3 separate regions of the Homo sapiens genome follow, and regions 2 and 3 are each linked to region 1. Evidence: chromatin contacts called from ENCODE Hi-C or POLR2A ChIA-PET data. All regions are on one chromosome and are shown on one strand. The core of a region is the stretch at or near the end of the contact, and the rest is flanking DNA. Distances in the headings are between cores, read along the strand shown.

The links. A loop is a pair of places that touch in the nucleus more often than their neighbours do. ChIA-PET counts read pairs that join two places held with the same protein, here RNA polymerase II (POLR2A). Pooled maps may share reads with other maps.
Region 2: a pooled map shows a loop between it and region 1 (18-fold over the local background). The contact joins the promoter of CBR3-AS1 here to the promoter of PSMG1 in region 1. A Hi-C loop is called at or near these places in 3 of 37 single-sample maps with no recorded cell type and 12 of 50 pooled maps. POLR2A ChIA-PET finds 5 or more read pairs at or near these places in 1 of 52 experiments (OCI-LY7).
Region 3: a loop to region 1 is called in a map of OCI-LY7, with 29 times the contacts of the local background. The contact joins the enhancer-like site here to the promoter of PSMG1 in region 1. A Hi-C loop is called at or near these places in 1 of 168 maps with a recorded cell type or tissue (OCI-LY7), 2 of 37 single-sample maps with no recorded cell type and 2 of 50 pooled maps.

What each region holds. Positions count from the first base shown.
Region 1 is chr21:39,182,073-39,185,135 of GRCh38, reverse strand. It overlaps PSMG1 (proteasome assembly chaperone 1), which reads left to right and starts at 1,685. Exons shown (of 7, transcript NM_003720.4): 1 at 1,685-1,884. The coding sequence starts at 1,751. It also overlaps a transcript of BRWD1 not described here. RefSeq lists silencers at 1,510-1,729, 1,930-2,009.
Region 2 is chr21:36,154,798-36,158,026 of GRCh38, reverse strand. It overlaps CBR3-AS1 (CBR3 antisense RNA 1), which reads left to right and starts at 1,719. Exons shown (of 3, transcript NR_038893.1): 1 at 1,719-1,810. It overlaps DOP1B (DOP1 leucine zipper like protein B), which reads right to left and starts at 1,203. Exons shown (of 37, transcript NM_001320714.2): 1 at 1,084-1,203. RefSeq lists silencers at 709-1,008, 1,039-1,588 and enhancers at 1,769-1,828, 1,909-1,958, 1,343-2,009, 2,010-2,677.
Region 3 is chr21:35,221,366-35,224,313 of GRCh38, reverse strand. The region is part of intron 1 of LOC124905015 (a long non-coding RNA gene); the gene reads left to right. Among named protein-coding and RNA genes, the nearest start is that of RUNX1, 170 kb to the right of the region's middle. Within about 2 kb of position 1,658, at least 3 of the 41 ENCODE cell types and tissues checked have a DNase peak (open chromatin) inside an H3K27ac peak, as active enhancers do; they include OCI-LY7, where a contact is called at or near this core.

The sequences.
Region 1 (3,063 bases), core at 436-2,935:
GCTTGGCCTAAACTTATTGTAACTGCATGAAATAAGCATTTGCTTAAAACTTAACATTGTAAAATTGTTCTCTCTGAAATGTGTGCAGAATTTAAATCATGGCCAAATGTATTACTATTACCCTATTTACAGTAATTTGCTTTGCAGAAAATATTTCTTCATCATGGAACTGTGAAATCAAATTGAAGATCTTACTGGTAAAAATGACAAATTAACAAAAGGACTAAGACAAGTGGTGCCCAAACAACCTTTTTATTCTGCAGTTCCATCATCATAATAGACCAGTTAACCCAGGAGTCCTAATGTTTTAAAACATCATTGTGGTGATCTTGTTTATTCTATCTCACTAAGGATATCCAGTTTCCTAAGCTCTTACTGGCTAGCAATTTCGTCTTAATTTTATTGCTAAATGTTCAAATTTTGCTTCCAAACTCACTTTATTTTTGCAGATGTGTACATCTGCTAAGTACTAATTTTATGTAAATGATTTTGTTGATTATCTTTCCACATCTTAAAATGTTTCTAACAGCTTTGAGATTTTATCTCAACAGGCTCTCTCTGACCCCAAAGTAGTACTTACCTTCGTGACTACTGACAAAGTCACAAAATGCAGGCGATGTCATGTATTTCGGTACAACTAAATCTAGGAAACGGTTTTTTCATTGCATTACTGCATATTTTCATTTTCATTTAAATTATGTCCCCTTTTTCTCTTGCTTGAAACAGTGCTCCTCGAACTTTGTCTTCCAGCACATTTTAAAGAGAACCAATTAAAGAACAATCACACATTCTGCTTATTAAAGGCTATTTAAAAAGAAACATTTTGTATTAGAAAATGGCCAACTTTAAAACACTATTTTTTACACTCATAAAAATGTTTTTTAAATCGCCTTGACAATCATCAGCTTTTGAAATGTGAATTCCTATTGCCAGAGTAAAGGTCTCGTTTTTATACCACCACGAAGCGCTGTATTTCTTGCTGCCCTTGCGTCCGCCCGTGCCCGCTGTCTGAGGGCGCGCCTGGCTACGGGGGCCCTCAGTACCACCGCGCCGCCACCTACCTGGGCAGTCGAAATTTGGAGCGGGTGCTCAGTACACTAATGCTACCCCAGTCTCTCCTAACGCAGAAGGAAAATGGAAACGGACGATGAGGGGACGGCCCCACAGCTCCCGGACGCCACGGCCAGCGGCGCTGGCTCCGCCCCTGCACCCCTGGTTCCGCTACCGCCACGAACGGAGGCCCCGCCCTCCTCTCGCCCCCTGCCCCTCTAGCCCGCAGTCCTCCCACCTCCTGGCGCCCGCAGGGCTCAAGCTGCGAATGAAAGCCTTTGGGGGCCGGACGCGGTGGCTGAGGCCTGTAATCCAAGCACTTTGGGAGGTCTAAGGAGGACGATCGCTAGAGTCCTGGAGTTCGAGACCAGTCTGGGCAACATAGCGAGACCCCCTCCCCCAATCTGTAATTTAAAAACAAAAAAGCTGCGGGGACTGCTGGCCCAGGGCATGACAGCGCGGGCGGGCGGTGTAGAGGGCGTGGCCGCGAGCTCAGGGTGTGCCTGGGAGCGAGCCCTGTGCGGGGCGGGACGTAGCGCCCGCGCGGTGGGGGTGTGGCCGCGAGCTTGGGCTGTGCGCGGAGGGCGTGGCCTGTGCGGGGCGGGACTTATTGCCCGCGCGGTGAGGGAGCGTGGTCTCGCGCAAGCCGGCGTGCGGTCCCGCGGCGCTGCAGTTGTGTCCAGCCGGTCACGGGGCGGCTATGGCGGCCACGTTCTTCGGAGAGGTGGTGAAGGCGCCGTGCCGAGCTGGGACTGAGGACGAAGAGGAGGAGGAGGAGGGGCGGAGGGAGACGCCCGAGGACAGGGAGGTGCGTCTGCAGCTGGCGCGGAAGAGGTGAGGCACCGGGATAAGGGCAGCGCGCTCACCGCAGCTGGAAGGTGCGCGGGCCTGGCAGCCGCGACGGCGCCTAAGGCCGGGGCTCCGCGGTCTTCCGAGTGGCCCCCGCGGTTGCCGCCGCTCCTTGGCTCTGCTTGGGCCCTGGGTCTCCGTGAAGCCGCGGCGTCCAGCGGCGCCAGCCCCAGGTGTGTGTGGTTCTCGCGTGGATCTGCTGGCGTTTCGTGGAGTCCAGGGTGAAGCCGCTGTGGGAGGGCTGGGTTCAAATCCGTTCTTTAAAGGCTTTCTGGAGCGTTTCTGGAGCATTTCTGGAGGCTTGGTGTCTTGCGGACTCGTGATCTTCCCGCTTGTCACACTGTCTTGGGCCGCAGCGCTCCCGCGGGCCCCACCACGTTTGTCGTGGATTGTTCACGGACACACCAATTCCCTCGAAACTTTTTAAACCTGCACCCAACACTTCAATTAGCATGATGTGTCAGTAGCCGATGAACACGCTTTAAAAAAATTGTTTCCAAACACAAAAAAGTGGGAGAAAATAGTCAAGTGAGCCCTGACCCCTACACAACCGGGTAAATTCAACAGGAAGATTTTGCCACGTTTATTTTCTCTCCCGCCACTCCTAAGCGAATTCCAGTCATCATGGCCTTTCACCTCTACATTTTTCAGAATACATCTCAAACGTTTTAGGGATTTTCTTACATATGCTATTATCACCCCTAACAACACTAATACTAATTTTCCAGTATCATTTTGTAGTCCATGCTCACTCACGTTTACCTAGTTTTTTCAAACATGACATTTTACAGTGGTCTGCGTGAATGAGAATCCTAACAGGGTCCACAGGTTACATTTAGACGTGTCACTTCATTTAGAGCAACCTCCTCTTACCCCTCCTAAGAGACAGGACTGATTGTCTTGTCCAGTGCCCCCACACTCTGAATTTGTCTGATAGCTTCGTTGTGGTGTCACTTAACGTTTGTATCACCTGCATGTCCTGTAAAATGAATGTTCATTTGGAGGCTTGGTCAGATTCTCATTCAAAGTTTTGTCGGCAAGAATGCTTCTACTAAGTGGTGCTTTCTGTTTCTTATTGCAGGCTATCCCCAGCTGTCTCACTTTTAGGGATGCTAAGATTGGTTCTTGGGTCAGGTGGACAGCCTGATCACTATTTTAGAGTTC
Region 2 (3,229 bases), core at 470-2,969, 3.0 Mb after region 1:
AGGAGTTTGAGACCAGACTGGGCAACATAATGAGACCTTCGTCTCAAAATAATAATAATAATAATAATTTAGAAAAAGAAAAAAACAAGTTCAAGAGAAAAACCAACTGCCAGATCCCAAAAAAGTTCACTGTAAATATGTCTATATGAAGGAACATTTCTCAGTTCGATGAAAATGAGGACAGTGACCCTACCACATAAGCAAAAACATTTAGCAACAGATAACAGATATGTACTATTAGTAATAAAATTGATAATGATCCTTAGTCCACAGCACAGAAACACTCATCACCAATGGGCTTAATCAACTCTGGGACACACTGTTTTGAATGTGGTCTTTCAAAGTGGCAATTAAATTGTACTGGAAAAAATTTAAGCCACCTAATGGCAGCAGACTTGTGGGGCCGGGGGGACGGTCTTCCCTCGCCTTACCAAAAAAATCCTAGCAAAGTCTTCCCAATTGTGGGGCTGCAGTCGCGAGTGTAAGGCAACACTGCGGGTAACAGTCCCCGCGAGCAGCCGGGAACCCTGCAGGGCGCAGGGGCCAGGCTGGCAGAGCGCGCACTGCGGCCCGGATCCCTTCTCCTGGGGACTGGCTGGAAGACTGGGGTCTTCCCCAACGAGGAAAGCCCTTAGTTCTCACAGGTCTGCGTCCCCAGCCTCCTCCCCAGCCAGGGCACCAGCAAACAAAGGCTGAGCGTCTCTTCGTGGGCCGGCCCCGGGAGGGCGCGCGGGCCGCGACCCACCCCTGGACCTGCACCTGCCGCCCCGCTCGGCGAGGGCGTGGCCGGCATCATATCCTCCGCGCCAGGGTCGGGTAACCCTAGGGGACCCCACCCAGTCTCCCCGCTGCCCTCCCGGTCTCCGGCCCCGAGCTCTCCGCCCCCGCACTGCAGCAGAGCGCGCCGCAGGCCCGGGCCGCGCGCCGGTAAGCCACCTGCACCCCGGGCCGCCCCACGGCGCCGCCCAAGCCCTCTGGACCCGGAGAAGGACCCGCGGGCCGGCGGGGAGGAGATGCCCGGCTCCTCCGGCTTCGCCCAGCGGCTGAGGACTGGACGCCGGACAGGGCGCAGGCACGACTTACCGCGGCAGTGGCCCTGTTGGCGGGCGCGCTCACGTGCGGCGCGGAGGAGCCCTCCGGGCTGGGGGAGAGAGACTGGGCAGGGCTGCGGCGCGGCCGGGAGCCAGAACCGCCGAGGAAGAGCCGGAGAACCAGCGGCAGCGGCTCTTCCCCACCGCGCGGGTCGGGGCGGAGCCTGGAAGCCGGGCCTCGGCGCTTGGGGCGGGGCTGGAAGGCGGGGCTGGACGCCTGGAGGCGGGCTCAGGGGCGGGACCTGGAGGTGGGCCATAGGCGCGCGGGGGCGGGGTTTCCGCGGGCGGGGCGGAACTAGAAGACGGGGCCTGACCGAAGGAGGCGGGATCAAGGGCGGGGCCTGGAAGTGGGCTGTCCCTACAGGGGCGGGGCCTCGGCTGGCCGGGCTAGGCTGGAAGGCGGGGCCTGACTCATGAAGGTGGGATCAAGGGCGGTGCCTGGAGGCGGGCCATAACAACAGGGGCGGGGCCTCGACGGGCTGGGCTGGACTGAAAGGCCAGGCTTGACTCACGGAGTCGGGGTCAGGGGCGGGGCCTGGAGGTGGGCCTTAGACGCGGGGGCGGGGCTTCGGCTTGGGAGCAGGGCTTGGGGAGGGCCCCGGCGTACTGGGGCGGTTCAGTCGCCTCAGCCGCGGTGTGAGGGAGCGGGAGTCTTCCTTAGCTTCTCCGCCATGGGTGTCGCTTCGTAGCCGGGCTGCTCCGGGAAAGGCCTCGTACAGGTGAGCGGGGCGGCGTTCGCGCCTCACCTGGGGACCCCCGACACAACCGAGTGGAAGGGGACATTGGTCAGTGCCCGCCCAAGGTCGTCCGCGCGTGTGTCGGCCCTCGGAGGTGCTTTGGAGTCACTCACAGAAACGGAGAAGCGGGGGCTCCTCGAAGGGTGCGCGGCACCTGGTTCACCCCATCTTTTCCCTCTGGACCACGTCCAAGCCCTCCACACACGTTTGGGGCGCAGGGGGCGCGGCGGGCTTGGGACCCCTGCTAAGTTGCCCCAGCCCGCACGGGCCTCAGGTTTCCGACCCTGGGCGACAGGAGAGGTGAGATCATTTCTACCTGGACAGAGCTTATCACGTGGACTGTGGCTCAGGAAGGAGACCTTGACGTCAACCTTAGAAAGCATTCATATCTCCAGACAATCACCAGCCCCTGCCTGCCATCCTCTCGAGCGCTGGGACCTAGACGGTCCAGTCCGACCGCTTCAGGGTAGGACGCACCTGGAGGGTGCGCGGTAGGCAGTGCTCACCTGAGCACAGGCCCTGTCCCCACCCAGCTGTGGCTCCAGCCAACCCGAAGTGGGCCACTTGTGGATGAAGGCTGTCATTTCTGCAGTGGCCTCGCTCCTTTTAACTCCCGAGCGTCCTTTAGAAATGTTCAGACCAGGTCTGGAGTTCGTGAAGGCGAGGCAGTGGTCAATGAGCTTGGGAGGTGGGGGAGGTCATGAGCACCTGGAAGTTGTTTAGAACACTTTGTGTATATGCATGTTTCTAGGGGAGGGGTATATTATCAGCTTCCAAAGTGGATCTATCACTTCCCTGGAAACACTAAGAATATTTTAATAGCTTGGGATGCTGGACCTGTGGCCCAGCCAGGCTGCTGATTCTGATTTTGTCTCCATTTGGCATATACCAAGTGCCCCAGATGTAAATCCTCTCATGGTCAATTTGAGGAATGGTCTTAAGATAGAAGCAGAGAGAAACGAAAAGATTGAGCCATAGTTAGCAGGAAAAAAAATTAATTTCATGAAAATTGATTTCCTAATGAGAATATGATAAACTGGTTTTACAAAAGCAGCAAACAAAACCAGCAAAAACCAAAAAACAACAAAAAAAAAACAAGAAGATGGCAAGCAGGTGAGTTTTTTTTTTTTTTAGGTTCTTCAAATCCTAGTCACACTCAACACTGCACTGAACAGAGATGAAAGAACTGCTTTACACTTAACATTGAAAAAAGAAGTAGTCTGTTTGTGCCAAAGCCACCATGCACATACAATCTGTGCCTTGTATTCATATACCACCTATCTGTAAAGGATTCCAGGTGTGTGTGCGTGTGGGGGGGTTTAATTTAATTTTGACAAATTCATTTGTAAATCATAATTTAAAAAACTCAATTTATAATTGACAGTATACTGTCAATTACTG
Region 3 (2,948 bases), core at 409-2,908, 4.0 Mb after region 1:
AACCGACTGTCCCAGAGAGTATGACAAAAACAGATCTCTTTCTACAGCATTTCCCGAGAATTATCCAGAAGACGTATTTTTTTTTTAACAATCCAGAATTTCTGATATTTTCAACTTTCGGGGATATTGACTCATTTAAATACTGGTCAACTGTATTGAGAAGGGAATTGTATTGGGAAGAGAGCCCTTCAGGAAAAATTGTCAATGAGGAAATTATTTGTTTTCTTGTAACCGTATCATAGTTAAATCTCCATCAGTAGTGGATGGACAGAACCAAACTGCTAGTGTAAAAAGAAGATCTGAATACTTGTCCTGATTCTTTCACTTAGTAGCTGTGTGACCTGGAGCAAATTACTTAACCTCTCTGATTTGCAGTTTAGTTATGTGAAAAATGAGCATAAGTCCCTGCATAATTCATACGGAGGTAGTGAGGATAAATGTAATAATAGATGTAAAAATGTTGCAGTCCACTGGGAAACAGTAATACATGAAAGGTATGCTTAATATTTGGTTGTAAAATATAGCCTTTATTCTATGATGTCCGATTTTCTTGGCATTCACAACACTTAGAACCCACTAATAAAGCCATGCTAGCAAGAGTACAATTAAGGACAAGTTGGAAAACTGCCCAGTTCCCATGCATTTGATCTTAGTGAAGCACAGCACATTTGAAAGGACTGTGGATGCAGGAGCTGCATTTATGGGGAAGTCCCTCCATGAGGCCCTCTCCATCTACCCACCTGACCTCTTATCCTTCTACCCACTCCCGAACAATTTGCTCGGCTCAGCCCCCTCCGATCCAAAGCCTCTGTGATTCTAAGACCCAGGTGTGTTCTGGAGAAGATTAATCACAGGCAGACACAACTTTGCATTTCTTCCTTTCCCACCCACCTAACTTATTTCCACCAAAAAAAAAAAAAAAAAAAAAAAAGCCTTGAAGCAGGCTGGCAGAAGATAAAAGGGTCTCCAGTTTAGGTAGATATGCAAGAAAGGGAGAGCTGTTTGTAGAAACATCAGATCTTTCTTGGCCATGACTGGGCATCACTTTGCCCCATCTCCCATCTTTCCATAGCTAGAAGGAAGGATTCTCCTGGATACCTTCAAGGTTCATTTAAGTAGGACACAGAACTCATTGGCTCCCTTGTTCCTGGACTTCCCCTGCTAGTGGTGTGGTCTTTTCCTGACTAATCAAATCCCAGGAAACTTAGGAAACAAACTACAGAACAAGATATAATTTTGCAGGTGATTCAGCAGCTCTCAGATTTCTGTTCAGCTAGAAGGCAAATTTATCCTTCAAACCAGTATACCCATTTCTTCACATCTCCTGTGTCCCAGCAGTTGGATAAACTCTCCAGGTAATGGTGAATCAAGAAAAGGTCATCTGACAAGCTCAGTGAGTGAAAATGGCCCATCCCACTTTGCTGAAGTCACATCACGGGCTTGCTGTCACTGAAGGTCATTGCCATACCACTTCCTACAGGTCTTTGACCTCAAGGGCCGGAGGAACACTTTTCTCAGGCTCCTTTCTCCCCATTGCTGTGGTCCACAAATGTATTCACTGAAACAAGTAATTCTGCTTAGTTCCGAAATAAAGAAACTTAGGTCAGAGTTCTAACCAGAAACAGGAAATGCAGCCAGGGGAGGACAGAGTCAGAGGAAATTAGGCAGGGTGACTAGAAGAAAGAGGTTTTCAGAAATGCTTTCTGAACCTACTCCAGCACTCTGCCTCCCTGGAAGGCTGTAAAATCCATGCAGTTTATCCCAAATTTCCCACGTACAACACCAGACTCCTTCCTGGCATTAACATTGCTTTCCCTTCAGCACAACCTCTGCTCTCTGTTGCTAATTCAGTTTCAGTGTCTCCTTTCTCATGAACTCATACTCTCATGACCTGTAGCATGTGCAAAAGTAATTTAACGTATTTCACCTGATATTCTCTTTGGAATTCTCAGATGGTGGCATGAAAGTATAATGTAACTTCTGCATGTAAATGATGGATGTGTGAGTTTGTACGTGTGTGTGTGTGTGGGGTGCACACATGTTTGTGTTCACTCACCTGCCTGCGAGCCCATGTGCTCTAGCAATAGGATAGGAAGAGAGCTGTCCATGGTATGTCATTCATTCATTTGATATGTATTTATAGATCTACCACACACCATGCACCACTGTGCCTGCATGACCAGCTACAGGATGAAGAACAATTGCAATGAGGCCCTTGTCTTCAAGGAGCTTACAGTCCAGTGGGAGGGAAAAGCCATGGCAGTAAAGCTCAGGACATGCTGATAGCCTAAATACAGATAACTGTACCCATCCTTTACTTTAATATCCCTTTCAGGCTTACCCTCCACCCGAGTGCCAGACTCCCTTCCATACCCAAACATACCAGCCTCAAATATGTCTCAGCCTTGGAGTGCCATAGGGAGCCATCAGGAGAGGGAATCAATGCTAAGCCCCACCATGAAGAAAGCCAGAGCAGCTGAACACACAGCTTTGAGCTTCCTGTAGGTCACTGCAAAGAAGGAAAGAAAAAAAAAAGACCACATGACCAAAGACCACATGACCAAACTTTCTCATGAAATAATGTGGCAGATTACACCCTCAAATGGTACAAAATTTCCCCATGTAGTTTATCTATTATCTAACTGTTGATTTCAAGGGATGCCAGATAGGGAAAAGTCTTCTCTAAATTGACATGTTTTATCCTTTTCCACTTCCATTCTTACCTTCCCAGCTTTTTGCAGGGACAAATACATATTAGACTGAGGCACATTTTGAAATTTCTGTTCAAAATATATTATTATCCGCAACTCTCAAGGTGGATTCTGAAAGATTATTTAAATATTTTATGCTATTAAATGTTTCAAATACACCAAACAATATGTGTGCCTATGATTTATATGCAAGATATACAGAATATAAAATAAGCACTCCTCTACTCATTCATTCAT